Linked DNA regions of Homo sapiens: region 1 is linked to region 2. A link is an interaction called in ENCODE POLR2A ChIA-PET data of the cell type or tissue named here. Cell type or tissue: GM12878. All regions are shown on one strand. Each heading gives the region's core, and the rest is flanking DNA. Links, peaks and the distances in the headings are about the cores only.

The links. Peaks named below come from ENCODE experiments on the same cell type or tissue, not always from the same donor. Only the 100,000 strongest peaks of a DNase experiment are listed, where the experiment ranks them.
Region 1: POLR2A ChIA-PET joins it to region 2 with 5 read pairs; 2 of 35 experiments call an interaction of 5 or more read pairs at or near these places.

Annotation. Positions count from the first base shown.
Region 1 is chr4:75,025,485-75,042,385 of GRCh38, reverse strand. PARM1 (prostate androgen-regulated mucin-like protein 1) reads right to left here. Exons shown (of 4, transcript NM_015393.4): 3 at 8,425-8,503. It overlaps LOC107986289 (a long non-coding RNA gene), which reads left to right. Exons shown (of 3, transcript XR_001741728.2): 3 at 4,587-5,331. Among named protein-coding and RNA genes, the nearest start is that of LINC02562, 51 kb to the left of the region's middle. RefSeq lists an enhancer at 15,338-15,878. In GM12878, for the core only: no CTCF peak of the experiment used is centred there; DNase peaks (open chromatin) are centred at 4,955 and 6,095.
Region 2 is chr4:75,082,592-75,099,492 of GRCh38, reverse strand. LINC02562 (long intergenic non-protein coding RNA 2562) reads left to right here and starts at 14,785. Exons shown (of 2, transcript NR_149051.1): 1 at 14,785-14,904. In GM12878, for the core only: no CTCF peak of the experiment used is centred there; no DNase peak of the experiment used is centred there.

The DNA.
Region 1 (16,901 bases), core at 3,267-8,266, 55 kb after region 2:
GTAAGGTCAAAGCAATTTTATTTACTAAAAGTCTTAATAAAGACTGGCACTGATTCAATATAGCCATGTTTTCTCTTTGCTGTGTCTTGGCTCCGCTTAGATGGTAAACTTCTTGAGGGCAGACTATGTCCTACTTTTCTTCTAACTACCTGAAACACCTAACATGTTGCTGTTGATATAATGGTTATTTTATAAATATTTGATGATAACTGCTTATATGCAGCAGCATAGATAGTGTATATGGAGTGTCTATGGGGTTTGGCTAATACCAGCTAGGATTAATATGGCCCATGGAAATTCATTGTATAGTATAATTGGAAAAATGAAAACATCCCATAAGGAATATTGATGGTCAAAGTCACTGTTTTGACTTTAAACATAGGAAGGGAAAAGAGCATTATGGCTGGACTAGCATGCAATGATGTGGCTTTAAGGCCCTTAGCACAGTGCTCACAGCCCGTTAATCAATGGCACTGTGCTTATTGTCAATGTGAGTCTACTGTATCATATGGTGCAGTAAGCAAATTAAAACCCGAGGGGGAAAAATGAAGAATGATTTCTTTTAAACTCTTCCCTCATTGCTCTCTTTCTCTAGTGGCTCTTCCCTAATAGAAAGCAGCACTCCCTACTCCCTGCCCCTACTTGGTGACCACTTGTTGGTGACAAATGGTAAATGATGTGGTGACATTTGTGGCTTGAGGTATTCTCCAACACTGCAAAATGGTACCTATTTAAAGATAACTGTAGCATCAATACTTAATGAAACTCTATTGTCTTTGAAAATGAGTGAAGTGTCCCTTTTCTTGCGTTGAAACAAAACATATTTTAGGAAATACCTTGTCCTTTACAAGGGTCAGCCCCAGTTCTCCACAAGTCTCCACCTTTATTTATGACTATGCCCCACAAAGCCCTCTCCTCTTTAGTCAAGCAAGTCTTGCCATTCAATCATTAGTGCTTACCATGTGCTAAGGATATGAAGAAATATGGAAGGATACAAAGATGATTAAGACATGGCTTAGTGCTGGAAAAATGCAGCTGAACTTTCAGTTCATTAGCCATGAGTAATTAAGCCTTAGACTCTTGTTGTCCATTAACAAAACTGTTTGATGCAGCTGTCACTGTCTCCTTTTCATTGTTTCCATCGTTTCCTCTTTTTTTCTGATTATCATTTCCTGCCTGGCTTCTTTAAGTATTCATTGAAAACTTACCATCTATCAGGCCCTATTCTAGCACCTGGTTGATACCTTAATAAACTGAACAGATCAAAATCCCTGTCCTTAGGGAGCTTACATTCTACGTGGGGAGACACAGTAAATAATATACAAATAATAACATGGTGAATGTTACTAAGTCCATGGAGAAAACAAATAGAAGAAGTGGGTGGGGTGGTGAGGAGTTCCCAGTAGGAGGTGGGGACTGTAATTCTGAATATGATGATCAGGAAGGTCTCACTAAGACATCTTTGAGCAGACACATAGAGGAGATGACGGATGAGCCATGTGGATAACCGAGGGATACCGTGTAGACAGAGGGAGCAGCAAGTACAGAGGCCCTGAGGCAAAAGCAAACAATATATCTTTGTGGTAGCTACTGAGTCATAATTTAAAAAAAATAAACTTTGTATGTTGGAATGATTTTAGATTTAGAGAAAAGCTGCAAAGATAGTACAAAGATTTCCCGTATACCCTTCACCCAGCTTCCACTAATGTTGATACATAATTGTGGTACATTTGTCAAAACTAAGAAATTAATATTGTGAACCACAATTTTGGGGCTAAGAAAACTGAAATCATTACAATTTATTTTATTCACCCAAAGTTACGACAGCAAGTTAGTGGCAGAGTGAGTATCACAACTAAGGAATCCTATCAGTTCCATCTTTTAAACAAAAATCTCACTGATGGGAATATTTCCAAATATTTATTTTTAAAATCCTTTTTTTTTCCAGACTCTGGGTTTCTTTTAAAAAGCTGTTACTTTCAAGCATATCTTGAAATAATTACCTTTGCTTTGAAGGGGCAGGTCATATTTGTTTATTTAAAAAATTATCTGCCAGATGGCATTACTATTGGAAGACAATCATCACAGAAAAGGTCTACACATTGGCACATCTGTTTATTTGTAAACTAGCTCAGTGTCACGACGTAGCTAGTAAAAATCTGTGTGGTTTAACAGATTCCCATGGCTTCCCCTTCCCCAAACCCTGGTTCTTCTTGATTAGGAGTAAACGAATGTTACTGCTGCACCCCCAAACTTTCCTATTCAGACTCATGAACTCATCCAATAAATGTTCATTAAGCAACTACTATACGTCAGGTACTGCCAAGGACTTGATATTGTTCTAGTGGAGAAAACTGGTAGAGAATGCACTGATTGCAGTACAGGGAAGCACATGGTATGAGGGAAGCATGCACAGCAAGGAACTCAGTATGGAAAGGTGGATGAAGGCTTCCCAAAGGAGATCTCTCTTGAGCTGGACGACTTGAAATTAGCCAGATTGGGAAAGGGGTGAACCAAACACCTCTCACAGAGGGATCAGCATGTTCAAAATTACAAAGGCAATATATCTGAAACAGGGCAACATATCTGAAACATATATGAAACAACAGGGCAATCTATCTGGGAAACTGTACAGCAGAGAGTGTGTTTGGAGTGTTAGAAATGGGTAAAACAGGGCTACTGGAGTGTTAGAAGCGGGTAAAACAGGGCTACTCAAAGTGTGATCCTTGGACCAGCAGCACTGGCATCACCTTTGAGCTAGTTAGATATGTAAATGCAAGGGCCCCACCTGGACCTACTGAATCTGAATCTATGGGGATGAGACCCAGGAAACTGTTTATTTATTTTATTTTATTTTTTTTTCTCGCTGTGTCACGCAGGCTGAAGTGCAGTGGTGCGATTTTGGCTCACTGCAAGCTCCACATCCCAGGTTCATGCCATTCTCCTGCCTCAGCCTCCCGAGCAGCTGGGACTATAGGTGCCTGCCACCAGGGCCAGCTAATTTTTTTTTGTATTTTTAGTAGAGATGGGGTTTCACTGTGTTAGCCAGGATGGCCTCGATCTCCTGACCTCATGATCTGCCCGCCTCAGCCTCCCAAATTGCTGGGATTACAGGCGTGAGCCACCACACCCGGCCGGAAACTGTGTTTTTAATAAACTCTTCCATTGATTCTTATGCACATTAAAGTTTAAGAACCACTGAGGGAGAAAATTGAGTAAACAAGACCTACAGAACTCCAAAAGGTGACCTGAAAAAGTCAACTGTGTATAACAAATTCTAGAAGATCTTGGCCTTTATGGCTGGCTGGGCCTACTCTAACAACCAGAAGGAATCCAATTGTACAACCTGCAATCACTAGAAGACATAAAGCAAAATAGGTGACTTCTAACAAGACGTCTTAAAAGACAGGTCCTGTTGTGTCTATAAATCAAGACTGCATTTATTTTTGTGAAGAAAACAGCCCATGTAGTCTGTCTGGGTCACCAGCACACCTAATTACAGCAACATCCACATCACTGGTCTTAGCAGATACGGTCTCCTGTGCAGGGAGATTATGTCTTGGCTGAACAGTTTTGAGCCAACTTAAACAAATCAAAACAGACTTATCTCATTCTTCAATCATCACTAATTAAAGATAGTTCTGCAAAAGGTAGACAGGGCCTTTGCTTTCTTTTAAAGTTGCAAACAAGCCCTGGCATAAAGACTGCTCAGAGATAGTTTCCATTTATAAATGTGTAACATGGATTCAACTTCACAGACGTTTCAGAATAGCACTAACGAAACTGCCAAACTGGAACATGGAAGACCGCCATATCAATATTCAATTAGGAAATGAGCTGCTGTGCCATCTTCCCCCTCCTTCTCTCCCCTGTCCTTTGAATCCCTACGCCTACTGAATGGAAATGGTAGGATGGAGACTGTGCTCCCAACCTCACAGCCTATGTGTTGGTGGTTACCAGTTTACTGAGTCCCTATTTGCTAAGCACTGTTCTAAAAACTACAGCAGTAACAGTAATTGACCTTCCATCATCCTCACCTCATACCAGGCACTGAACCTTTATATGTATCATAATTTAATCTTTGTAACAATCTTGAGTTAGGTACTATTATTATTATAGTCTCATTTTACATGAAGAAACTGAGCACAAAGTGATTAAGAAACTTGCCCCAGGCTGGGCGCAGTGGCCCACGCCTGTAATCCCAGCACTTTGGAAGGCCAAGGTGGGCGGATCACCAGGTCAGAAGAGCGAGACCACCCTGGTCAACATGGTGAAACCCCGTCTCTACTAAAAATACAAAAATTAGCCAGGTGTGGTGGTGTGTGCCTGTAGTCCCAGCTACTCAGGAGGCTGAGGCAGGAGAATTGCTTGAACCCGGGAGGTGGAGGTTGCAGTGAGCCGAGATCACGCCACTGCACTCCAGCCTGGGTGACAGAGCGAGACTTCGACTCAAAAAAAGAAAACTTGCCCCAGAGTGCATGTTCTTAGTCACCATGCTAGTCTCTCCAGTTACTCTGCATTCATTACTTCATTTCGTCTTTAAAACAACCTTGAAAGATACATATTATTAACTCTATTTTTTGCAGATTGAAGAAATTGAGGATCAAGGAGTTAATAATTTGCCCAAGGCCGCCTAAATAGTAAGTAGAAGAGTCAGCATTAAACTTGACTGCAAAGCTCACATTCTTCCCTCCACACCACACTGCTGCTGGTTAAAAGGTGGGATCATAAACCAAGAAGGGCCCTGGGTTCAGGGCAGTTCATTTTATAAGTCACATCCAAAAGTGGCTCAGGTTACAAAAAGATGTGGTTCTCCAGGCAGGGGTCATTGTGACAAAACTAGGGGTAATGGGTCCCTGGAGAAAGGGAGTGTGAAAAGCAGATGGCTCTTAAGTTTACAATGCCTTTAGAGGAAATGAGGATCTGGGAAGAAAGGTGAAAAGTCCCCACCCATTGTTAGCAGAGCTTGCCAAGCATTCTATTTTTCTGATCATGAGGCTGCCTTTTCAAGCAGATTCTCCCCTTGCATTTGCAGAGAACTTGGCTGGGCCAGGGCCATATCCCATGGTTGCAGGTCAGAAGCTAATGGCTCCCTATGGGTTGTGATTTTAGTCACTCGCTGCTCCAGCCAAACAAGCTAAAAGACCACAGAAAACAGATCTTTTGTTATGTTATTGTTTTTAGAAATCTGGGATGAAGAAAGAAGAGTAAGTTCCCAACCAAAGCAAAGCCTATCCTTAGGAACATACATGCACACACACACGTCAATTAAAGTATTTTTGATGAACGATTAATGGGGCTTTCCGACAACCTGGCAAAATAACAGCTGAAGGGGTTTTAGCATAGCCTTAAGATTCATAACAACGATTAATCTCCTTATGTTATCATTTTACCAAAATAATTAATAGAGAAGCAGAAAGGGGCTTTCCTTAGGGGGTTTCTGAAACCCCTTAAGGGTCTAATAACTGTATCCATTCTTAAGTTTATAGTGCTTAAACTTAAGTAGCATAATAGATAAATAGCAACCTTATATTTATGCCACTGTATATCTTACTACATTTAGGAGACAGAAGCTGTATGGGGAAGAAGAATAATGATTTATTCAATTTAATCATTTACTTAATTTATCTGGTGCTCTGAACGCCTGGGGAAAATATAGCTTAAAATAAAATTTTAATCAGCACTCATCAGAGCAAATTGTAATGGCCTGCTAACAAAATTTTCCAAACATGGTAAGTACTGTGATGGCAGAACTGTGTCACATCACTAATGTGGCCTGGCACATGGCTGACGCTCTACAGCTATCTATCAAGGACTGTCTTCCTGGGGCTCCTTCCAGTCTACCACTTTGATGATGATGATGATGTTGGCAGTGCTATATACTTGCTTCCAAACAACACTACAAGGTAGAAACTACTGCCCTTATTTTACAGGTGAGGGAAATGAGGGTTAGTGGTGCTCTGTGACATGCCCAGGTCACAGTGCTGGAAGTAGTAGAGCCAGGATTTGAACTGAGGGCTCCCTGCTTCTGGAGTCTGAATTGTTAATCACTATTTTAGACTGCCTGCCTATAGCCAGTGTGGGTTTAGAGGTGGTAAACTTGAATTCTTGCCAAAGTGAAGAGGAAGAGTCCTTCCAGTTATTTCAGCACCATTTTGGGGAAGTGTGTAGCAAGAAGGAAGTGTTTCTATTTCACTCCACACTTCAGTGAAGGTCGTATTTTTGATAATGTAGCCTCTTAGGAACTCATCATTGGTGATTCTAAAATGACTCTAAAATTTATGTGTAAGTTCCTTTTTGGGAAGGAGGGGCAGAACATGTTTTTCAACAGATACTTTGTTATAAAATGGAAACGAGGTTCCCAGAGTAGTTCATAAAAGCCAATTTAACTCGTAATTAAAATACGGTGTATCTGCAGCAATAAACTAATAATTAAACCAGATGGAAAAAGGTATCATTCAGTAAGATATAATTTATAAAATTAAGTTTAGTGCTCAAGGACATGCAGACTTAATGAAGAGAAATATTTTTTTTAAATCTGGGGGAAACTTCTGGATGCTTTTATAAAATGTTTTATTAGAAACAGGTCAAGCGGGCCCTTTAATTCCAATTTCTCTTCAAAACCTGGCTTTCCTGTTCTTTGTATCGTAGACGCAGGTGATATTACAAGGCACTCTCACACTTGACATTATCGAGATTGATTTGATGCACATTTAGAACACAAGATGGAGGGAGATAAAAGGGAAGGAGGAGGGAAGTGCTCCCAGTGGGCACTGGGTGGGGCTGGGTGGCGAGTGGGGATGAGAGGAGGCAGCAGCAGAGTGGATATGTGCTCTGAGATGAGGAATCATATCCATGAGCTCCACGTGGGGTCAAGAGCAGGAGGGAAGGACAGGGTGGCACAGCCTCTTGAGGAAGAAACATGGCTGCTTGGGGGACAAGTCAGGGGTGTCTGTGTGTGTGCGCCACAGTGCCCATGGGATTGTGTGTCCTTATGGTTCACTGCTCATTTGTTCAATGTATCAAGCACCGTCTTGGTCCCTAGCAGTGTCCTCACAGACAAATCCAGGTCCTCAAGGACCTTACATTTTTTGTGGGGAAAAGAGACAATAAACAAGCAACACATATACAAAAACAAAATGATAGCAATAAAATAAAATAATAGACAGTGGTCACATCCAGGATAGACTTAACAAGGCACTAAGAGAGTAAATAACAGGGGCTCTAAACTGGAAAGGACATCTCTCAAAGGAAGTGAGATGAAAGCCAATGTACACAGCATGAGAAGGAGCTAGAAGACAAGCATCTCATGGAGGAAGTAGCAAGATTGCAGGGTCTGGGGAAGGAAGGACAGAGAACCTGGTGTGTCCTAAGAATTGGAGGGAGCTGGAGTTTCTGAAGTTCAGGACTTCAGAGGGAGAGAGGGATGTGATGATTGGAAAAGGGGAGGCAGGCACGGTCCAGGATGACTGAGGGCCACGCTGAGGAGTTACAATTTAATTCTCAGTGCAAGGGGAGCCACTGGGGTTTTTCAGGAAGGGAATGACAGGGCAGAGGAGCTTGCATAGAAATGGTTCTGGCTCCTGGGAGGAGAACGAATTGGAGGTCAAGGGTGAGTGTGCTCACCATGCAGCTTGTGTCTTTCTGTCCTTTGTTATGGGCACTGCACAGACTAGGAAATAAGACTGTCACTTGCCATCTGGCATTTTACAGCTGGAAGGACACTTAGAGACTGTGAGTAATGTGGTGTTGAGACTTGATTTCACGGAGCAATAGAAAACAAAAATGGAGGACTCACAGAGTATTGCAACTTCCTATTAGGCTAAAGAAAGTAAAATCTCAGCTACTATCACTTCATTTCATAGGAGAAAAGATATTTTAAAGCCAAAAATATAAAGACATAATCTCAGGAGAAAAAACGGTTTTATAGGAAATGCCACACCTTCCTTATATTTTTTACATTTTGCATTGGAATCAATGAAAACCTCATTAACAGATTGGGTACAAATCCACAGTTCAGTATTCAGAACATCAGAATTTAGGAACCATCGATCCCACCCTTCTACCCCCTTTCACAGATGAGAATAGGTGAGTTTTAGGAGGCATGTGGCTTTCCCAGGGTAATGAGGTACATTTGGGGCAGGGAGCCTAGGCTTCAGTCTCCCGACTCCACGTTAATTCTTGTTCCATTGCATCATCATGCTGTATATCTCAGCTTGCTTCTTCTACTTTGCCAAGGTTCAGATACTGTACGTCTATACCTGTGTTGTGTGGTGTAGGAGTACACCCGCCATTTTTCACTTCTCTGCCAATATTTCTAAGGGCTAAGATACCTATTAAGGAACAAGTATCCAGCAAAACAGCGCTCAGCCCAGAGCCCAACAAAACAGAATCCCTTTTTTTTAAGAGTAAGCTGCGTCTCACCTGATTTTTAGGTAGGCTGCAACTCCAAACACCAGCAGCACCACGGCAATGACTGTCACGGTAATGGCGGCGATGCTGCCTGTGAAGGAGGAAGGGCACAGAAAAGAAGATACATGAGGATACGGGGCATCATGTGACTTTGGCGTGCGTAGTATCCACCTTCTGCCTGATCCCATCTTTTCTCTGAAAGGGGGAAAAGCTACTTCAGATCATTCTGCATGACATTCACAGCTAGAATAAAACCCAGGATTTTAATTCTGTTACCAAAACACTTTTTATGCAGGTGAAATTGGGTAAATCGTCAATATTTATCAAGACTTTTTGGCTGGCCTGGAATTTAGAGAGGAGTACTTAGTCATATTTTGATTATCTTTTTAAGAATGACATCAATCTGTTGTTGTTGCTGCTGCTGTTGTTTGCAGGGGTAGTGGGTTTTAGATTTCTTGATGTCCTATTTTCTTCTTTTATGGGCTCTGCCTCATCTTTCTATTACTTGTGAAATATTGAGAGACTTTGGATGTTTTATTCAAGGGTCAGTGCAAAGTAATGTTTTTTTCGGTTTTTTCATAAAAATATTGGCAGTATCCACTTCAAAAGGGTCGTCTTGGTAGGAAATGCACTAATTTTAATGAGGCAATCAAGTGAAAGCATTTTAAAACATTCCTCTGTGGGAAATATGTTCAGTTTTCATTCTTGAATAGTAAACTTGGTTTTATAGAGACTAAAGTGAAGTTTGATATATAGAATAAGGTCTGGTCTGATAGGTAACACTATTTTTTGTTTGTAGAAATATCTTGGTGCAATATAAAGTCACGCGAATATTTTATTCTGTAGTTTGAAATCTGGTTCCAAAAGCAACTATTAATGGGCAGTTTAAAAAAACTCTTTGAGCATGTACCCTTGTAAGAATAACCACACCTCCTCCAAATACTACTTTGAAGCACAACATGCTTTTTGTGTGAGCTTTGCATTAATAATGAATATACTTTAGTTTCATTTCACCTTAAAAATGGCAAGAATCAACTGGGCTCTTGTCCCCTAATACTTAAAGTGAGTTTTCGGCACTAAAGCTGGTGTTAGGGACTCCATTTACTCTTTTAGGCAACTGGGAAATTATTTACTAGTACTTCAACAAATGAATGGGACTCTTAAACACACTGCAAAGAGCACCAGAGATGTGGAGTCTGAATATGTGGATTCGAGTGTGGTTCAACCATTAGTAGCTGTGTGACCATGAACTATTTACTTAACCCTGACGACTCTTATACTACTTACCTGCTGAGACAGAGGAATAAGAGTGTTCTATCCATCTTGCATGATTTTAAGGGGATTAAATGAGATGCCAGGTGTACCAATCTAAAGAGCTATGCAAATATATGATCCTGGACCAATTCTCATATCTTGTGTACTAGGTCTCAAAAGTGATGAATCTCCCCCATATTTTTGGAGATTTATCACTGTAGATTATTTTAGTATCTCTTCTTTTATTTATTTATTTTTGTCTGCTGGTATGAACGGCTCCTGTTACTGTTCGTTTTATTAGCCTTCCCACCAAAAGAATTGTAGCACAGTTAAGAAGCAAATCAGTCCACTTGTTAATTCTTTAGTAACTTCTAAAAAGCTCTGGATGAAAGAATGCTACATCAAACATCCATGATCCTGCTGGTTATAATTTCTAAAAGAGAGACCAAAAAAAATCATTGCTAACATTAAGACTAAGACCAGAGCTTGTCATGTCTGCAAAGACTGATCATATTCAACCGTTTCAGAGCTTACAAGCTTCTGAACACTCACAGATCCATTTCTTTGCTCCTGGAATCATTTTGAGACAGATTAATATAATTACCAGAATAATTCTCTTTCCCTTTTTACTATTGTAAAGACAGAATTATGGCACTGAATGCTCAAATGTGCAGACTGGGTCAAGCAGAGAAAGTCCGAGGTCAGTTCCCCTTATGGAAAACCTCCACTCCTACTTTGAAAGGCTCCTCTTGGCTTGTTGGCCTCTAAACTGTGTTGAAATTAGAACAATTCAAAGTTCACTGAAGCCTTGTAATAGCTCTTTTAAAAGCTTATGAAAGGAGGGTTACAACCATAGGGTAAGGTGATGGGAGTATTTTAAGATTCAAAAAGATACAGTCATTGCAATTAAGAGCAGTGTAAAAAACTGACCTTTTAATTTAATTTCTCCTTTTAAAAAATGGAAGAAAAGAATGAATATAGCTGATTTTTTTGCAAGACTCTTCTTTCTTGCTCCAGGGATAGTTTAATATAGGAAATCACAGGTTTGGCCTTTTTTCAAAGATTCTTCTCTAACTTTAAGCAGTTGGGTCCCCTCCAACTTTGTGATTTACTGAATTTATTTACATACCACCTCTTTCTAAAGATAAATCAGGCAGGTTCTCCAACTAAAGTGTGATCTTTTTTTTTTTTTATTGTAAGTGATAGAGTGACCACTTCTCCTCCATATGATGGGTGGCTCTCTAGCTCCAAGTGTACCCCCAATCTTCAAATGGGGCTCTTCCATGTCACCCTTCCATGTCCACAGAAGATAGCCTATATGACCAGAGCTGGAATTAGCCAGTTATTTTCCTCCTGATGGGCCCTTGAGGGCAGCTGGGCAAAGGGGCACTTCTAAGAGTTTGTACAGCCCAATATAAGGCCAAATGGTATAAGATAAAACAGATAGTAATTAAATATTTGAACCACTGTATTAACTATTCTGTTACCCACTGGCTCTTCTCAGTGGATGCCAGCCATGGGAACAAGAGTCCTCCAAAAGCAGAAAACCTTTATCTGGCCCTAAGCCTAGGAGATCTTGTATCCTGAGCTTGCTGTTACCTCCACAGCAGTGGCTGCTTTCAGAAGCAGCTGGTAACCATCAGCCCTGGGAAGTTCCACACCTGAGGGCATCACAGTTTGAGAACATGAAGGGGTTGCTGAGCCCATGTTAGCGCAACTTTATAGGGTGACTGAAAAGGCTTTATTTCCTCCTTGTGAAAACAAATGCCATTTCCCCCTGAGTTCTGTTTAAACTAAACTGGAATTCCCCTCCTCCTCCTCCTCTTACATTTTTCAATATGAGGAAGGGACAGAAAAAATGAGGAAGGTGTGGCTGGGGGGCAGGGGAGCCTCTGGCTTATGAGGAAGGTGTGGGACACTGACGGGCAGTCCACTGGGAGTGGAGACATGGGGAAGGTGGCTGGCGTTTCATTTCTTCCTCATTGGGATTTGTGAGTTAGAGACTGGGTGTGACTCATGTTATAAAGCCCTGGAATGGGCAGAAATTAAGAACTGAAGGAAACTTATCTATATATTTTATAATCCCAGATACAAGAATATTCCACTGTGCTAGCACGTTTCACTCTACCAACATGTTCTGCCTATCCAGAGGGCTGGTGAAGGCCTGTGAACCAAAACCTCTTTGAATTTTGGGCCTCCCTGAAGTCTGGAATTCCTCAGGGTTGCATTTTGCCACTTTTTTTTAATGGCCCAGGACCAGAATAAATGGGCTAAAGAATAACCATAGCTACCATTTGCAGATGATTACTTTGGGCTGAGACTATGCACAAAACTGTACAGCTATCATCTTATTTAATTCTCTTTACAAGGTGGGCAGAATTATTCCCATTTTATAGATGAGGAAGTTAAGGCTCAGAGAGATTAAGGTTTTACATGTGGTAAATGATTGAACTATCATTTGGACCCAGTACTATTTAGTCCTGGTTTTGCATTTTTAATCATTAACTTTTCTTAGCCTGGCCAGCTCCTATTCTTCTTCACTATCTAGCTAAATAGCAACTCTTCTGAGCCGTTTTCCCTGACACCCCTGGGTAAAATTACAGTGTTGCTCTGTGTTCTCAGATCTCAGCATCAATTTCTTTCAAGCATTCTGTATTATGTTTATGTGCTTCCCTAGGTCATTTCTATTCATGGCCATCTTGCATCTCTTCCCATTTCTTTGTGCACTGTTAGCTTAAGGCACCATCTTTGGCCCACAGTGGGTACTTAACTCATGTATTTAATGTTGAATAAACAAATATACTTTTAGCTTAAAAAAGATTACCAGAATTTTTTTTTTTTTTAGCCTAATCATTGTCCTAAAAAAGTTTCCACACAGCTGACTCACCACCTATTCACCTTGGAATCACCTGCTCCAGTTCTTACCTGAGTACCTACTCCTATGATTACATCTATGATCCCACCTCCCCAGCCCCCTGCCCTTCTCACTGTGCACTTGAAAGTCCCCATCAGTGACCAAGGTGGTTAGTTGGAGGAGAGTTCTTTTAGGAATGAATTAGTCCATTCTCATGCTGCTAACAAAGGCATACTCAAGATGGTAATTTATATATAAAAAAAGGTTTAATGGACTCACAGTTCCACATGGCTGGGGAGGCCTCACAATCATGGTGGAAGGTGAAAGGCATGTCTTACATGGTGGCAGGCAAGAGAGCATGGGCAGGGTAACTTCTTTTTATAAAACCATCAGATCTTCACTATCACGAGAACAGCATGGGTAAAACTCACCCCCATGATTCCATTACCTCCCACTGGGTCCCTCCCATGACACATGGGGATTATTACAATTCAAGGTAAGATTTGGGTGGGGACACACAGCCAAACCATACCAAGGAATAATTGTCTAAATAGAGTCAGATAACATCCTGGAAGCAGCCAGAGTAAACTCCTGGTCAGCCTTGTCGGCCACTACTCCACTGCTCTACAACCCTGAGGAAGGAGGCTGCCTTTGGGGGTATTCCTTTCCCTGCTTTAGCTCTGTTCTATACCCTGAGGCAGTCCAGGAATCAACTGTGGCATCATTTAAGAGTCTCTCTCCCCACACTCACACATCCCCATGGGCCCGCACGCCACACAGATGGGCCCCTTTTCTTGATCACACACTCAGAAGGGGTTCTGTTCATGTCCAAGCCTCCTGCCTCTCACTTGACCAAAAGGGTCCTTCTATATTCCTGGGCTTAGCAATATTCTCAAACCTCAAATGTTCCTCTAGGGACTCTTCTCATTGAGGGATTTTCTTTTTATTTCACTTTAAACATGAAATAAACATTTTATTTGAGCTCTTTGGAAAAAATATTAATATTCACCAATTGTATCCAAAATGTAAATATTAGGACATGATGGGATGAACCCAAACAACCTCTGAAGAAATAACTTTGCTGGGCTCTTTAAAGAAGTTGTTGTTACTCTGAGAGAGCTGGGGGTGGAGGAGGTGATGGTGGAAAGTTTCCAGAGGTGAAAAAGAGGTGAGTGTCTCACTGCTATCCATAGATGACTCCTGAGCTACATTCTCCTTGAAAATTCACCAGTCAGCTTATTTAGAAGGTGCGTGTAAATACTTGACCAAGTTCCTGAGTATGTGTGCATGCCTCTGATCTATTTTGAGAAGAGTCTTTAACAAACCTCTTGACTGTTTTTCAATATTCTTGCGCTTTTCTTTCCACTTCCTGGTCCAGAGATTAGGTAAGAATTGGAGAAGAGGAGCAGGTGGCCACTTCAGGGTGTGCCGCAGCTCCTTCAGTCAAGGTCACCAAGAGGAAAGGAACATTTTGTCTCAGAGGAATTCTTTCTCTTTAAAAGCATGTATCTGTGGATGTGCTGGAGGAGGGAAGTGGGCGACTGGCGAGGGCTTGACAGTTAGAACTCTGTGTGTGCCGAATCTCTATTTATTATGCTAGGCTCTTCATTCTCACAGCAAGAGCATCAGATCATGTCTCCTTCCTCCAAAGAACAACAGTAATAGCAGGAGAAATCAACGACAACAAAAATAATAGCAACTAACACTTTCCTGTTACTTACTGTGTGCCAGGGACTGTTCTATGAGCTTCACTTATTTCAGTTCATTTAATCCTCATGAGAAAGTAGGTATTCTTGTTATCTCCATTTTACAGTTGGGGAAACTGAGTCACAGAGATGCTAAGGACCCAAAGCCACAGAACTGCTAAGTAGAAGAACTGGGATACAAGCACAGGTTCGAGAGTCCATGTGTTGCCCACTAGGCTCTCCTGCCACCCTGGGCTCTAGTACTAAATCCTCAACTGCTTTTAAATAAAACCTACAGCTCTGGTACATCCTCTGTCTGCTTTCTGTTAGCTGCCCAGGAATCAGGGCCTGCCTTAGGCTGTGTGATGGCTTGGGTCCTCTTGTACATACTGGTGAAGGAAGAATGAAGCTCAATAATTCAAATTAATTGGGAAGAGGGCTAGTTAGAAGCAGACAACAGTTCTAGAACAGCAACCTTAGATCGTTCAGGTCATTGGTTTCTAGTGTGTGCTGTGGTGCAAAATAACTGCTCAGAATCCTGCCAAATGCTGTTCATTTCAGTGTGTTAAATAACCCAGGGTACATGGTAACTGCAATTTGCTTCTAGTGGGGTGGTAGTGGGAGTGGGGTGTAGTTTGTGAGATGGAGAGAAAGTGAGAAAAGAAAACCTTAGTTCTTAGACACTGCAACCTAGGTAGATCTTAATTTTACCATTATTGGAAGTCTCTTTGTCTTCTGGCCTTGTCTGCTTGGATTTCATGCCCATTCTTCTTTCCATTCCACCCCATGCCAGGGGAAGCACATCTCGTCTCCTCCCTCTTACCCCAAATCCACCCTACAAGCCTCTCCCGAATGAGCTCCATGGGCTCACCTTAAGCCAGGACAGTGTGGTGTGTAGAGACCCAATAGGCAGGGGCCCTGAGGTTTCACCACTCCATGGCGGAGACAAGTGTCAGGCCCCGGGAACCATTCTGGGGTGGGCAGGATTGGATGGGATAGGCAGGCAGGGAGGTAAGAGAGGTGAGTAGTGCCAGCCTCTGTATTTCTGCCTGTGGGTGGAATGGTGCCTAAGGTGGGTGGGCCTGTAAAGTCTGGAGCAGTCTTGGAAAGAGTTGGGAATGAAGCTGTTCTCTGATGGATGGGGCAGGACTTGGACAGACAGCAAAGGAGGATCGAGGCAGGAACCACCTCAGAGGAGGGCAGACACCCAATATTTATGGGCTTGAAGGGTTTGCACTGGGCTTGAAGACAGAGCACCTTGACTGGTGTTCTTAACTAAAAAATGGGCTAATCCCTGTCCTCTCCACCTCATAGGGCTACTGGGAAGATCAAATGCTTTGTAAATTAGCATGAACAAAGGGGGCTGTTGAGATCTTTGTAAAGGCCAGTGTCTTCATTTTATGGATTCGGAGACTGAAATGCTGCAGGACTGACTAAGTGACAAAACGAGGACCACAGGCTATATAAGAAAGCGTAATGGAAATTAAGGAGATCATGTAAATGGTTGAGTACTCAGGACCAAATCAAAAAAACTCTGAAAGCCAGGGATCATGGTGTTTGGGCTTGATAGTTTGGGGAGCAGGGACCATGGAAGTGCTTTGGGAATAAGGATGCACCTTTTATGCAAAATCCTTCTCAAGTCCAACCTTCTCTTGGAACTCATCCCGATGACAGTCACTATCTTGAGTCCTCTTTTTCTAGACATTTGCTGTTTTATTTTGTATGGGACAATTTAGTAAATTTGTTTTAGTATGTAACTGATACTGCCATATGTAGCTGTGGGTGGTTATGCATATTATACATATAAGACATAGATATATGAAATACACTGTAATACCAGTGGCTTTATGAGAATACATTCTGCCTACTCTCTAGACTGAAAGTCTCTTAAAGCCAGGTATACCACATTATACTTTATTATTTGTCTAGGCCCAAAGTAAGTGATTCACAAAATAACTCTGATTTCTTCTGAAGCACAGCTATTTTTTAAAAACCTGAACTTTATTAGTAGTTATGTTGCAAAAAGAAAGCATCTTTCTAAGGAAAACAGCTTGCATAAAAGTATGCTACAGAAGTATTTTTAATTAACACAACCTAAGCTTGTCTCTGTAAATTAGTAAATTAGTCCTTTTCCCCATTACTCCTCTCTCAAAATCTTTACATCATTAAGCTACCAGTCATTTGTTTACACAGAGTGGCAGAGGTAAACTTTATAAAAATTAGCCAAGTATTATCACGGCTGGAATGTTTTACCTCATGTTTATACTCTTATCTACATGCTAGTTAGTGGGCAGAATTGGGATTCGAACTGTGAGGTAGGATCCCAACATCTATATGTTTCCACTTCATGTCATCAGAAGACCTGGTTTAGAGACTGGCTTCACTTTTATCTAAAAGGATGTTACCTACCTAAAGCTTGTAGTTAAAAATGTATGCTAGAAATATTAATCTTGGTTGAGATAATAAAATACTTGCACTTGCGCAAGCCCAGTGCTTGTTTCCTCTTCCTTCATTTCTCTCTCATGGGGGCACGTCAGCTGTATTTTAAGGACCTGGGGAGCGCACATTTGCAATTAATGCAAACCAGGCACACATGACGGCACAGTTCTTGGTTACCATGGTTTTAAAGTTTCTTCACTTCACTTAGAATTACAATCTTTTCCCACACGAATGAAGCCTCTTTTCCACTTGGAATT
Region 2 (16,901 bases), core at 5,645-10,644:
TTTCAGGTCTGACCTAATACAGTCATAGTAGTGGTGGCCGCAGGGGTTCCTGTGTCACTCCACCCCCAGCTTTAGGTGGCTCAGAAAGGAGAGAGATACTCTGTATGTTTGAGAAAAAGTAAGAGGAGAGAACAAGAATCTCTGCCTAGTAATCCAAGGAATTCTCCTGGATCTGGTCTAAGATCATCAAGACAGCACCTCTATTAGTCTGTAAGAACCACAGTGTTACTGGGCTTGGGGTAACCTCTAAAGTACAAACAGCTTAGATCACAACACCCAAGTCCTTTCAAATAGCTAGAAAGCCTTCTCAAGAAGGATGGCTACAAATAAGGCCAGACAATGAAGACTATAATAAATACCTAACTCTTCAATGCCCAGTCACCAAAGAACATCTACCAGCATCAACACCATCCAGGAAAATATGACCTCACAAAATAAACTAAATAAGGCACCAAGGACCAATCCTGGAAAAACAGAGCTATGTGACCTTTCAGATACATAATTTAAAATAGCTGTGTGAGGAAACTCAAAGAAATTCAATATAACACAGAGAAGGAATTCAGCATTCTATCAGATAAATTTAACAGAGACTTAAATAATGTAAAGGAATCAAGAAGAAATTCTGGAGCTGAAAAATGCAATTGGCATACTGAAGAATGCATCAGAATGTTTTAATAACAGGATGGATAAAGCAGAATAAAGAATTAGCTTGATGACAGGCTACTGGAAAATACAGTCAAAGGAGACAAAAGAAAAAATAATAAAAAAGAATGAAGCATGCCTATAGGATCTAGAGAATAGCCTTAAAAGGGCAAATCTAAGAGTTATTGACCTTAAAGAGGAGAGAAAGAAAGAGACAGAGGTAGAAAGTTTATTCAAAGGGATAATAACAGAGAACTTCCCAAACCTAGAGAAAGATATCACTATCCAACTACAAGAAAGTTATAGAACACCAAGTAGATTTAATCCAAAGAAGACTACCTCAAGGCATTTAATATTCAAACTTTCAAAGTCAAGGATTAAGAAAGAATCCTAAAGGCAGTAAGAGAAAATAAACAAATAACATACAATGGAGCTGTAATACGTCTGGCAGTAGATTTTTCAGTGGAAACTTTATAGGCCAGGAGAGAGTGGCATGACATATTTAAAGTGCTGAAGGAAAAATAAAAACTTTTACTCTAGAACACCATGTCTGATGAAAATATCTTTCAAATATGAAGGAGAAATAAAGACTTTCCCAAACAAAGAAAAGCCAAGAGATTTCACCAGTACCAGACCTGTCCTGCAAGAAATGCTAAAGGGAGTACTTTCATCAGAAAGAAAAGGACATTAATAAGCAATAAGCAAACATCTGAAAGTACAAAATTTGCTGGTAATAGTAAGCGCACAGAAAAACACAGAATATTAGAACACTAATATTGGTGTATAAACAACTCAAGTAGAAAGACTAACAATGAACCAATCAAAAATAAGTACAACAACTTTTCAGTACATAGTCAGTACAATACGTTATAAATAGAAACAACAAAAAGTTAAGAAGCAGGAGGACAAAGTTAAGATGAGTTTTTATTAGTTTTATTTTTGCTTGTTTGTTTGTTTATGGAAATAATGTCTTTGTCAGGTGAGAATAGGGGGTTATAAGATAATATTTGCAAGCCTCATGTATACCTCAAACCAAAAACATGCAATGGATACACAAAAAATAAAATGCAAGAAACGAAATCATATCACCAGAGAAAATCATCTTTGCTAGAGAAAGACAAGAATTAAAGAATGAAGGAAGACCACAAAGCAGCCAGAAAAGAAATAACAAAATAGCAGGAATAAGTCCTTACTTATCAATAACATTGAATGTAAATGGACTAAACTCTCCAATCAAAAGATGTAGACTGGCTTAATGGAGGAAAGAAAAAAAGACTCATTAAAGAACTGGAAAAGCAATGAAAACCAACTCAAAATTAGTAGAAGCAAGAAATAATAAAGATCAGAGCAGAAATAAATGAAACTGAAATGAAAAAAATACAAAAGATCAATGAAACAAAAAGTTGTTTTAATTGAAAAGTTAAACAAAATTGACCAACCTTCAGCCAAATTGACTAAGAAAAACAGAGTGAAGATCCAAATAAAATCAGAAATAAAAAAGGAGACATTACAACTGATACTGCAGAAATTAAAAGGATCATTAGTGGCTACTATGAGCAAGTATGTACTATAAATTGGAAAATCTAGAAGAAATGGACAAATTCCTAGAAACATACAAACTACCAAGATTGAACCATGAAAATATGCAAAACCTGAACAGACCAATAACAAGTAACAAAATTAAAGCCATAATAAAATGTCTTCCAGCAAAGAAAAGCATGGGACCTGATGGCTGCACTGCTAAATTCTACCAAACATTTAAACAAGAACTAATACCAATCCTACTCAAACTATTCTAAAAATAGAGGAAAAGGGAATGCTTCCAAACTCATTCTATGAGGCCAGTGTTACCCTGATACCAAACCAGAACTAATACCAATCCTACTCAAACTATTCTAAAAACAGAGGAAAAGGGAATACTTCCAAACTCATTCTATGAGGCCAGTGTTACCCTGATACCAAAACCAGAAAGACACATCAAGAAAAGAAAACTACAGGCCAATATCTCTGATGAATATTGATGCAAAATCCTCAAAAGTCAGACAAACAGAGAGACAAATCATGAGTGAACTCCCATTCACAATAGCTACTAAGAGAATAAAATACCTAAGAATACAACTTACAAGGGATTTGAAGGACCTCTTCAAGGAGAACTACAAACCACTGCTCAAGGAAATAAGAGAGGACACAAACAAATGGAAAAACATTCCATGCTCATGGATAGGAAGAATCAATATCATGAAAATGGCCATAATTCCCAAAGTAATTTAAAGATTCAATGCTATCACCATCAAGCTACCATTGACTTTCTTCACAAAATTGGAAAAAACTACTTTAAAGTTCATATGGAACCAAAAAAAGAGCCCACATAGCAAAGACAGTCCTGGGAAAGAAGAACAAAGCTGGAGGCATCATGCTACCTGACTTCAAACGATACTACAAAGCTACAGTAACTAAAACAGCATGGTACTGGTATCAAAACTGATATATAGACCAAAGGAACAGAACATAGTCCTCAGCAATAACACCACACATCTACAACCATCTGATCTTTGACAAACCTGATACAAACAAGCAATGGGGAAATGGTTCCCTATTTAATAAATGGTGCTGGGAAAACTGGCTAGCCATATGCAGAAAACTGAAGCTGGACAACTTCCTTACACCTTATAAAAAAATCAACTTAAGATGGATCAAAGACTTAAATGTAAGACCTAAGACCATAAAAATCCTAGAAGAAATCCTGGGCAATAACATTCAGGACATAGGCATGGGCAAAGACTTCATCTCTAAAACACCAAAAGCAATGGCAACAAAAGCCAGAATTGACAAATGGGATCTAATTAAACTAAAGAGCTTCTGCACAACAAAAGAAACTGTCATCAGAGTAAACAGGCAACCTAGAGAATGGGAGAATATTTTTGCAATCTATCCATCTGACAAAGGGCTAATATCCAGAATCTACAAGGAACTTAAACAAATTTACAAGAAAAAAACAAACAACCCCATCAAAAAGTGGGCAAGGGTATGAACAGACACTTCTCAAAAGAAGACATTTATGCAGCCAACAGACATATGAAAAAATGCTCATCATCATTGGTCATTAGAGAAATGCAAATCAAAACCACAATGAGATGCCATCTCACGCCAGTTAGAATGGTGATCATTAAAACGTCAGGAAACAACAGATGCTGGAGAGGATGTGATGAAATAGGAATGCTTTTATACTGTTGGTGAGAGTGTAAATTAGTTCAACCATTGTGGAAGACAGTGTGGCAATTCCTCAGGGATCTAGAACTAGAATTACCATTTGACCCAGCAATCCCATTATTGGGTATATACCCAAAGGATTATAAATCATTCTACTATAAAGACACATGCACATGTATGTTTATTGAGGCACTATTCACAATAGCAAAGACTTGGAAGCAACCCAAATGCCCATCAATGATAGACTGGATAAAGAAAATGTGGTACATATACACCATGGAATACTATGCAGCCATAAAAAAGATTAGTTCATGTCCCACATGGATGAAGCTGTAAACCATCATTCTCAGCAAACTATCACAAGAAGAGAAAAACAAACACCACATGTTCTCACTCATTGGTGGGAGTTGAATAATGAGAACACATGGACATAGGGAGGGGAACATCACACACTGGGGCGGGTGGGGGGTGGCAGGCTAGGGGAGGGATAAAATTAGGAGAAATACCTAATGTGGGTGACAGGTTGATGGGTGCGGCAAACCACCATGGCACATGTATACCTATGTAACGAAACTGCATGTTTTGCACATGTATCCTAGAACTTAAAATATAATAAAAAAAAATCCTCAACAGAAAAAATACTAGCAAACCTAATTTGACAATACATTAGAAAGATCATTCATCATGACCAAGTGGATTTATCCCTGAGATGCAAGGATGGTTAGACATACGCAAATCAATCATTGTGATACATTATATTAACAGAATAAAGGATAAAAACCATATGATCATTTAAATTGATGCTGAAAAGCATTAGATAAACATCAACATCCCTTAATGTTAACCCCCTCCCCAAGCAAACTGGGATTAGAAGGAACGTAGCTCAATATATTAAAAGCCACATACAACAGATCCACAGCTCATATCATACTGAACAGAGAAAAACTAAAACTCTTTCCTCTAAGATCTGGAACATGACAAGGATGCTCACTGTCACCACTGCTATTCAACATATTACTCAAAGTCCTAGCTAGAGCAATCAGACAAGGGAAAGATACAAAGGACATCCCAAATGGGAAAGGAAGAAGTCAAATTATCCTTGTTTCCAGATGATATGATTTTACATTTGGAAAACCCTCAAAATGCTACAAGAAAACTATTAGACCTGATAAATTCAATATAGTTGCAGGATACAAAATCAACACACAAAAATAAGTAGCATTTTTATGCCAACAGTGAACAATGTGAAAAAGAAACCAAAAAATAATCCCATTTATAATAGCCACATATGAAATTAAATATCTGGAAAATAACCAAAGAAATAAAAGAACTCTATAATAAAAACTATAAAACAGTGGTGAAAATAATTAAAGAGGACACCAAAAAATGGAAAATATTCAATTTTCATGGGTAGGAAGAGTTCATATTGTTAAAATATCCATACTACCCATAGCAAACTATAGACTCAATGCAATCTCTATCAAAATACCAATAACATTCTTCACAGAAATAGAAAAAATAATTCTAAAATTTATATGAAACCACAAAAGACCCAGAATAGCCAAAGCTATCCTAAGCAAAAAGAACAAAAGTGAAAAAATCACCATTACCTGACTTCAAATTATACCACAGAGTTGTAGTAACCAAAACAGCATGGTACTGGCATAAAAACAGACACATAGAGCAATGGAACAGAACAGAAAACTCAAAAAAATCCACACATCTACAGTGAACTCATTTTCCACAAAGTTGCCAAGAACATACACTGGGAAAAAGACAGTCTCTTTAATAAATGGTGTGGGGAAAACTGAATATACATATGCAGAAGAATGAAACTAGACCCCTATCTCTTGCCATATACAAAAGTCAAATCAAAATGGGTTAAAGGCTTACATATAAGATCTCAAATCATGAAGCTACTGTGAGAAAACATTTGAGAAAATCTCCAGGACATTGGTCTGGGCAAAAATTTCTTGAGCAATACCATACAAACACAGGCAATGAATGCAAAAAGTAACCAATGGGATCACATCAAGTTAAAAAGCTTCTGCACAGCAAAGGATACAATAAATTAAGTGAAGAGACAACTAACAGGATGGGGGAATATGTTTGCAAACTATCCAGCTGACAAGGGATTAATAACTAGAATATATAAGGAGCTCAAACAACTCTACAGGCAAAAAAATCCAATGATCTGATAAAAAAAAATGGGCTAAAGATTTGAGTAGACAATTCTCAAAAGAAGATATACAAATGGCAAACAGGCATATGAAAAGGTGCTCAAAATTATTGATCATCCAAGAAATGCAAATCAAAACTACAGTAAGATATCATCTCGCCCTAGTTAAAAAGGCTTCTCACCAAAAGATGGGCAATAACAAATGCTGGAGGGTATGTGGAGAAAAGGGAACCCTTGTACGCTGTTTGTGAGCATGTAAATAAGTGCAACCACTATGGAGAACAGTTTGGAGGTTCCTCAAAAAACTAATAATACAGTTACCATATGATCCAGCAATCTAACTGCTGGGTATATACCCCATAAAAAGGAAATAAGTATAATGAAGAGATATCTGCACTCCCATGTTTGTTGCAGCACTGTTCACAATGGCTAAGATTTGAAAGCAACCTAAGTGCCCATCAACAGAAGAATGGATAAAGAAAATGTGGCATATACACAATGGAGTGTTATTCCGCTATAAAAGGAATGAGATCCTGTCATTTGCAACAACATGGATGGAACTGGAGATCATTATGTTAAGTGAAATAAGTCAGGCACAGAAAGACAAACATCATATGTTCTCACTTATTTGTGGGATCTAAAAATCAAAATAATTGAAATCATGGACATAGAGAGTAGAAGGATGGTTACCAAAGGCTAAGAAGGGTAGTAGGGGGTTTTGAAGGGAGGTAAGGATGGTTAATGCATAATAAATAGAAAGAATGAATAAGATATACTATTTGATAGCACAACAGAGTGACTATATTAACTGTACATTTTAAAATAACATAGAGTGTAATTGGATTGTTTGCAACTCATTGGATAAATGCTTGAGGGGATGGATACCTCATTCTTCATAATGTGCTTATTTCACATTACATGCATGTATTAAAGTATCTCATGTACCCCATATATATATATATCTACTATGTACCCCAAAAAATTAAAAATTAAAATTAAAAAAGTGAGACTAAATCAAAATACAGGTATACTTTGGAGATATTATGAGTTCAGTTCCAGCCCACTACAATAAAGCAATAAAGTGATTCACAGGAATTTTTGGTTTCCCAGTGCATATAAAAATTATGTTTGCACAATCCTATAGTCTATTAAGTGTGCAGTAGAATAATGTCTTAAAAAATGTACATACATGCCTTAGTTAAAAACCTTTTTTTGGCTGGGTGCGGTGGCTCACACCTGTAATCCCAGCATTTTGGGAGGCTGAGGCAGGAGGATCACGAGGTCAGGAGATCGAGACCATCCTGGCTAACACGGTGAAACCCTGTCTCTACTAAAAAAAAAAAAAAAAAAAAAAAAAAAAAAAAAAATTAGCCGGGCGTGATGGTGGGCACCTGTAGTCCCAGCTACTACTTGCGAGGCCGAGGCAGCAGAATGGCGTGAACCTGGGAGGCAGAGCTTGTAGTGAGCCGAGATCACACCACTGCACTGCACTCCAGCCTGGGCAACAGAGCAGACTCCGTCTCAAAATCAAAACAAAACAAAACAAACAAACAAACAAACAAAAACTTTTTTTTGCTAAAAACTGCTAACAATCTTTTGAGCCTTCAGCAAGTCATAACCTTTTTGCTGGTGGAAGATCTTACCTCAGTGTTGATGGCTGCTGACTGATCATGGTGGTGACTTATGAAAGTTGGACTGGGTATAGCAATTTCTTAAAATAAGATAACAACGAAGTTTGCTGCATTTATTGACTCTTCCTTTCATGAAAGCTTTCTCTGTAGCTTTGTGATATTGTTAGTATTTTGTTGAACAGTATTTTACTTACAGTAGAAATTTTTTCAAATTGGGGTCAATCTTCTTACAGTCTGTTTCTGATTTATCAATGAAGTATAAACTTATAAATCTTATTACTTATAAAGTTATAAATATATTCTAAATCCTTTGTTGTCATTCCAACAATGTCTACAATATCTTCACCAGGGGTATATTTCATCTCAAAAAACCACTTGCTTTGCTCATCTGTCAGAAGCAATTCCTCATCTGTTAAAGTTTGATCATGAGATTGGAGCAATTCAATCCCACCTTCAGGCTCCACTTCTTATTCTGGTTTTCTTACTATTTCCCCCATATCTATAGTTACTTCATCTACTGAAGTCTTGAACCTCTCCAACTCATTGATGAGAGTTGGAATTAATTTCTTTCAAGCCCTTATTAACGTTGATATTTTGACCTTTTCCCATGAATCACAAATGTTCTGGATGACATCTAGATGGTGAACTTTTTTCTGAAGGTTTTCAATTTACATTGTCCGAGTCCATCAGACAAATCACTCTCTATTGCAGCTATGGCATTATAAAGTATATTTTGTAAACAAGAAGACTTGAAATTAGAAATTACCCCTTGATCCATAAGCTACAGAATGGATGTTGTGTTAGCAAGCAGACAATCAACAATAACCTCCTTGTACATCTCTGTCAGAGCTCTTGAGTGATCAGGTGAATTGTCGATGAGCAGTGATATTTCAAAAAAGAATTTTTTTTTTCTAAGCAGTAGGTCTCAAGAGTGGTCATAATGTTCAATAAACCATGCTATAGGCAGATGTGCTGCCATCTAGGCTTTGTTGTTCCATTTGAAGAGCACAGACAGGGTAGATTTATTAAGAGCATCATTCTTAAGGGCCTTAGAATTTTCAAAATGGTAAGTGAGCATTGGCTTCAATGTAAAGACACAAGCTGAATTAATCCCTAATAAGAGAGTCAGCCTGTCCTTTGAAACTTTGAAGGCAGATATTGACTTGTCCTCTTTATGAAAGCCCTAGATGGCCTCTTCTCCCAGTAGCAGTCTGTTTTATTTACATTGCAAGATCTGTTGTTTAGTGTAGCCACATTCATCAATGATCTTAGCTAGATCTTGTGGATAATTTATTGTAGCTTCTACATCAGCACCTTCTGTTGTTGGTTCTACATCAGCACCTTTTGTTGTAGGTTCTACATCAGCACCTTTGTTGTAGCTTCTACATCAGCACCTTGCTGCTTTACTTGTACTTCACTTATGGAGATGACTTCTTTCTTTTAACCTCATGAACCAACTTCTGATAGCTTCCAACTTTTCTTCTGTAGCTTCCTCTCCTCTCTCAGCCTTCACAGAATTGAAAAGAGTTAGAGCCTTGCTCTGGATTAGGCTTAGTTCTAAGGGAATGTTTTGTCTGGTTTGATCTTCTCTCTAGACCACTAAAACTTTCTCCATATCCAGAATAAGGCTGTTTTGCTTTCTTATCATTTACACGTCCATTGAAGTAGCACTTTTAATTTCCTCAAGAACTTTTCCTTTGCACTCACAACTTGGCTAAGTGGTGCAAGAGGCCTAGCTTTTGGCTTATCTCTGGTTTGAACATGCCTTCTTCACTAAGCTTAATCACTTCTAGAGTTTGACTTAAAATGAGAGATATGAGACTCTTCTTTCACTTGAATGCTAAGAGATCATTGTAGGATTATTGGTTGGCCTGATTTCAATATTGTTATGTCTCAGGGATTAAGTAGACCAGAGAATAGAGAGAAAAATGTGGGAAAGGCTGATAGTGGAGCAGTCAAAACACACACAATATTTATTGATTAAGTTTGTTATCTTATAAGGGTATGGTTCATGACATCCTAAAACAATTGTGATAGTAACATCAAAGATCACTGATCACAGACCACTATAGCAGATATAATAATCATGAAAAAAGCTGGAAATATTGCAAGAATTACCAAAATGTGACACAGGCACAAACTGATCATATGTTGTTGGACAAATGGCACCAATAGACTTGCTCAATGTAGGGTTGCCATAAACCTTCAATTTATAAAAAAAAATGCAATATTTGAGAAACACAGTAAAGTGAAGTGCAATAAAACAACATATGCCTGGATGTCTTTTCTTTTCTCAAAATCCTTTGATGGCTTCTCCGGGAACTTATGATGAAATCCAACCTTACAATGCGTCCTACAAAGGCGTGCATGATTTGACTGATTCTCCAACCTCCTTTACCATAACACTCCCTTCCACTGTTTACAATCCAGCATGCTTTCTTGTGTATACCCAGGGATTTCCACATCATGACCTTGGGGCACTCTCTTCTGTCTATCTGGAAGCTTTTCTCCTAGGTTCTGATTCTCTCTACCTAATTAACGTCTACAAATCATCCAGATCTAGGCTCAAATGTCACTTCCTCAGAGGGACACTTTCCAAATGTATTGATCTAAATTATTATTCTGTATTTATTCTCACATAATACTTTTCCTTAAGTGCTTACTAAAATTTGTAATTCTGTGTTTATTTATGTAACGACTGTTTCCTTTACCAGCAAGTGAGCCTCACAAGGCAGAAGCAATATCCAGTTTGTTATTATTAGCATATGGATAGCATGTAGTTTGTTGGCAATAAATATTTGTTGGAGTAAAGGTATTATGATTTTTATTGTAAATTTAAAAATATATATTTCTGGAAAGTCTAATTTTGGGGGAGACTAAATTTATTTTTGGAAGAATTTATCACAGAAATTCTCATATAAAAGACATTATTAGTGTAACATAATATATTAAACTAGAATTTATGTGATATGAAAATATTCATTAAATTAATACTGAAAATATAATACTGGCTTTTTTTTCAATCATAAAAAGTAATATTTGTATAAGTGGCACATTGAACAGGTAGGACTCTTGGGATGTATTAGAAAAGCACATTTATTTATTTTTTTAATCTCCCACTGTCTGTATAAAATATATTCAGTGGAGAAAGTGTTTCCCCGCCCTGGTTTACTTTTACATAATAACAATAAAAAATAATGTTATAGTCACAATCACAGTTTCAATTCAGAAATTGAGACATCCAGTCCCAAGGAATGATCCAAACTCTGACCTTGATTTAAGGTTAAAGTATTTCCACTCCCTTGGCTGGTGGTTTTCTTCAGGCAGGAAGGCAAGGAAGGAGAGGTATCACCCTTCTCTTTCCTTTCTCAAGTTAGGCTTCCATCCCCTTGTTTTTATCTTGCTAATTGTGGCTTTCTGTCTTTACCAGGATTGGTGTGGTGGTGGGGATGAGGGGTGTAGTGATATAAGAAGGAGAAGCAACAGGGATAGAAAAACTCTAACTGTATGGGCCTTTTTGTTAGATGGCTGTGCATTCTTTGACCTGGGCAGGTGTTTACTATGGACTCTTCCTCTCTCTTCCTCTTCAGAAGTCTTTCTGAGAACTCCTGAATGTGTGTCCTGAGAGGCAGGCAATGAATTTCCTCCTCCTGGCAGCTCCTCTCTCAGGCTTTGTGTTCCAGAAGCTCACTTGACACTGACTGTATTGGCCAGGGTTCTTCAGAGAAACAGAAACAAGAATGACAGCAAGAGCGAGAGTGAGAGAGAGAAAGAGAGAGAGAGAGAGAAAGTTATTTTAAGGAATTGAGTCATATGACTGGAGGCTGGCAAGTCCAAAATCTGTAGACCAGGCTGGCAGGATGGAAATTCAGAGAGGAGTTGAGCCTTCTCTGAATAAGACTTGAGTCTGAATCTGAAGACTGGAAGCTCGGGTCAGTTTTCTGTGTTGCAGTCTTGAGACAGAATTGCTTCTTCTTTGGGAACCTCAGTCTTTGCTTTTAAGGCCTTCCACTGATTAAATGAGGCCCACCCCCATTATGGAGTATAATCTGCTTTCCTTAAAGTCTAGTGATTAAAATGTTAATCTCATCTAAGAAGTACCCTCACAGAAACATCTAGACTAGTGTTTGATCAAACAACTGGATACCATAGCCTAGCCAAATTGACACATAAAGTTAACTATCGCACAGACTATTTCTGGTAAGTCACATCACCCTTCCAGGTTACTCTGTTGGACAGATCACTCTGTTCCAGGATACTCTGTTGGACTAGGTTTAAAATGGCTTCAGCATGGCTTTTCTCAAGTGACACATCTAGTCTAAAAGAAATACTCATACATCCTTTGTCCCAACAAATTTCAGACTTTTGGGTCACCTAGTGCAACAAACTCACCTTTGATCCCATTATTGAGGGGGCTTGCCAGTGCCTTCCAGGTGAGAATCAGACACAAGTTCATTGCTCCCCCTGAACTGTAAGTGGCACATAGGAAACTGAATTGAACGCCCTCTTTATAGGCTTGATGTGAGGGCCAAGCACTAGAACAGAACAGAAAATTTCCGCAAAGAAATTTTCCTTACAAATCCATTTTCAGATTCTTTCCCAATCACTAAGCCCCACTGTTCTTTAGCCTTCTTGTGGGTGAGAGGTTTAGGAGTTATGGACTCTTAGAATGTCTAGATATTCCCTTTGAAAATTTGCATCTTTGCCTCATGTCTCACCTTATGTAATTCTACTTAATCTTGGTGACTCAGTCAAAACTTCAGTTATAATTCCATTTAGAAACTCTAAAACACCTAAAAACACAGCATTAAAAGCTTAGAAAATGAAAATCACACTTGTTATCATCATCCAGGTCATAGTAAACATTTTGATATACATCATTCTTGTATGGTAGGGACAGACAATTCTTAAAGATACTAAAGTGATATCTGATTAAATTCTCGATATTTCCTGTGGCTTTGGATTTACAATCTAAGGTCATTCTATGTCTAAGGTTACTCTACTGTCACCTCTCAATAGCAGTTGTTTATGACTATGTTCATATGTCATATAAACATATACATTTTAATAAAAATGATGATCATATTTTTCATATTATTTTTTATAATTACTTTTTTCACCAATATTTTGTGAACATGTTTTCATGCCATTAATTTTATTTATTACATAAATTGTAGTGGCTGCATGGTATTCCACTATCCACAATTTAACTAATCCCCTATTGTATACCATAACCTTGTTTCCTTTAAAAATGTTCTTGTTTGCTTATTTTCTTCATAATATAAGCATTCTTACACACCAATAACAGACAAACAGAGAGCCAAATCATGAGTGAACTCCCATTCACAATTGCTTCAAGGAGAATAAAATACCTAGGGATCCAACTTACAAGGATGTGAAGGACCTCTTCAAGGGGAGCTACGAACCACTGCTCAACGAAATAAAAGAGGACACAAACAAATGGAAGAACATTCCATGCTCATGGATAGGAAGAATCAATATCATGAAGATGGCCATACTGCCCAAGGTAATTTATAGATTCAATGCCATCCCCATCAAGCTACCAATGACTTTCTTCACAGAATTGGAAAAAACTACTTTGAAGTTCATATGGAACCAAAAAGGGCCCACATCACCAAGACAATCTTAAGCCAAAAGAACAAAACTGGAGGCATCATACTACCTGACTTCAAACTATACTACAAGTCTACAGTAACCAAAACAGCATGGTGCTGGTACCAAAACAGAGATACAGACCAATGGAACAGAACAGAGCCCTCAGAAATAATATCACACATCTACAACCATCTGATCTTTGACAAACCTGACAAAAACAAGAAATGGGGAAACGATTCCCTATTTAATAAATGGTGCTGGGAAAACTGGCTAGTCATATGTAGAAAGCTGAAACTGGATCCCTTCCTTACACCTTAGACAAAAATTAATTCAAGATGGATTAAAGACTTAAATGTTAGACCTAAAACCATAAAAATCCTAGAAGAAAACCTAGGCAATACCATTCAGGATGTAGGCATGGGCAAGGACTTCATGTCTAAAACACCAAAAGCAATGGTAACAAAAGCCAAAATTGACAAATAGGATCTAATTAAACTAAAGAGCTTCTGTACAGCAAAAGAAACTACCATCAGAATGAACAGGCAACCTACAGAATGGGAGAAAATTTTTGCAATCTACTCATCTGACAAAGGGCTAATATCCTGAATCTACAAAGAACTCAAACAAATTTGTAAGAAAAAAAAATCCCATCACAAAGTAGGCGAAGGATATAAACAGACACTTCTCAAAAGAAGACATTTATGCAGCCAACAGACACATGAAAAAATGCTCATCATCACTGGCCATCAGAGAAATGCAAATCAAAACCACAATGAGATACCATCTCACACCAGTTAGAATGGCGATTATTAAAAAGTCAGGAAACAACAGGTGCTGGAGAGGATGTGGAGAAACAGGAACACTTTTACACTGTTGGTGGGACTGTAAAGTAGTTCAACCATTGTGGAAGACAGTGTGGCAATTCCTCAAGGATCTAGAACTAGAAATACCATTTGACCCAGCCATCCCATTACTGGGTATATACCCATAATACATAATACTATTATGAAAAGCCATGTATGTAAATGGTGCATCTCTATTCTTAATTGTTTACTTAAGATTTAGGATTAATTCCTAGAAGTTAAAGTATTTTTGTGGGCATAGTTTTAAGGCTTTCATATGTATTCTTGTATGACCCTCCAAAAACTCTGGAGAATGCATTTTCTACCGTAGTAATACCCCTAACCTGAGAAGCATAAGCTATGTCTGCCAAAACATTGTTAAATTGGTTTTTATCTCTCTGATTATTGGCAAAGTTGATCCTTCCTTCCTTCCTTCCTTCCTTCCTCCCTTCCTTCCTTCCTTCCTTCCTTCCTTCTTTCCTTCCTTCCTTCTTCTTCGTCTTTTTGCAGATTCTCCATTCAACATCTGTGCCAATTATTTTATCGGGGTGTTCATCTTGTTTTTAAAATCAAGTTCTTCTTAACATAGCAATAATTTAAATACCTGTCAATATGTTGCAAATACATTTATCCAAGTAGTTGCTATTATATATATATATATTTTTTCAGTTGAGACAGGATCTCACTATGTTGCCTTGCATGGACTGGAACTCCTTGGCTCAAGAAATCTTCTTGCCTCAGCCTCCCAAATAGCTAGGACTATATGCACATGCTACTACACCTAGTAAGTTTCTTTTTAACCTTATAATATTTTAACATATAAAGTTAATTCATTTTTAATGTATATATTAATAAATTTCCTTAGGATTTTTCCCTTTGTATTTATGCTTTAAAAACTTTTCCTACAATGAAATTACATAAATATCCACCTATTTTTTCTTATAGTTCTAAAATTAAAATTTTTTTTTGTCTGTTTTATTCAACTCTCGTATGGAAAGACCAATACAGGTATCCGTCATTACCACTGACACCTTCTGAACGAAGAGTCCTATTTAGCTTCTTGTGCAGATTTCCATATGCTCTGTCATGTGACTCCACTTATCTACTCTGGCTGCCACTGAATGAGCCAGAGGTGTGCACCTATCCCAAGAGAAACAATCTTCAGGGAACCAATTTCACAAGTCACCAGCTAGGAGGCTATGAGGTGGCCTTGCATGATAGCTCTGTCCAAATGGGAATGACTGGACAAAGAAGTCTCTTTTATAACTTGTCTTGGGATTGTAAACAAAGATATAGCTGGTTAGTAGCAAAAGGATATGACGAGAAAATGCATGCAAAATTCCCACGAGACAGAGAAAACCATTAGTAAGCAGAAGATATGAGAAAGCAGAAGCTATAAAACAGAGAATATAAAGTAGCTCGCTTTCAATAGCACCAAGAGTGTAGAAATATAATGGAAAGGTGCAAGGTCATCTGCTATTGAGGATGAACAATAGAGCAACGTTAGATGTAGAATTACTTTAGATTGCAAAACCAAAGACTTGAGAGATATCAAGAATTCAATCAGATGTCACTTTGATATTTGTAAGAGTTTTTTAGTCCTATGAAATGAAAATAAAAGATAGAAATCCATCAAATTCAGAGTGCTTTATAGTTATATGGAAACACATTTACATGTCTTAAAATCCAAAGATTGAAGTCAATTGGATGGAGGCTCCAGATTCTAAGGTAACTTGAAGATTAACAATAATATGAGCAAATCTAGGGTATGTGAGTTACGTGGCTTTCTCCTTTAAATTTTGGAGCCATTGATACAGCTATAAATAGACCCTTCCCATCAGCGTAACAGACAAGGATCTAGCCCCATCCTCGACTGATATCCTCTGGTTACTGGGAAACTTCAGCAAACTAAGAAGACAATGCCCTCCTCTTAATTATTTGGGATGACATATTTACTTCCTAGTGAGTATGCTGGATATTCTCTTATTTGCTCTTTATTCCTTAAGATTCACTCTCTTTCCCTCTCTACTCTTCTCTGAACCCCCAGGAAGCTGATCTGTAACAAGCAGATCAACCAGGCTCTCTTGTTTTCTGGCTTCCAGAGGTTCAGAGGGTGACAGAGAAGAGAGGGGTGAAGTATTTGTTCCCCTGTCTTTCTACATGTCTGGCTTCAGATTGGCAGTGGCTGTGCTCCCCGACCCAAAGCCACGGCTCCTGTCAGGGGACCACCTGACAGCTCCAGGTTTTACTGCATTCTGATAAATGCCCCTTTAGACCTAGATATGGTATCTGACCTCTTGTTGCTAGCCCTGGGTTTTTTTGCCATTATTGTTAGTTTCCACCACATTTTTGTCAATAATCATTTAGCTAAACTTTTGTCCATTACCGTGTCTGAATGTGTCATCAATGTCCTGCAAGCACCCTAATGATTACATAACTGGTACCAAGAGGGGTCTCAGAAATAAGCTATTAAAATGGGATTTTGGGATCGAGTGTCTCACTTATTTGATGCAAAGATAAATAATCTTGTTTTTTTTTTGTCTGGGACACTGGTAATCCATGGTATGTGGTGTTATCATGATTACTCAAACTATCATCAGTAGTAGTATAGAATGGAGTGCAGGTGGAGGATGAGGGATTAGGAGATAAAGCTGTCTAATTCTCCCGGCATCCTTTATTGAATAACCCAGTTCATTAATTTATATTTAACATTTTAAATGTTTCTTTACTGATTGAAATAGTCTTCTTTACCATAAACTAAATTCTTTTATATACTAAGGT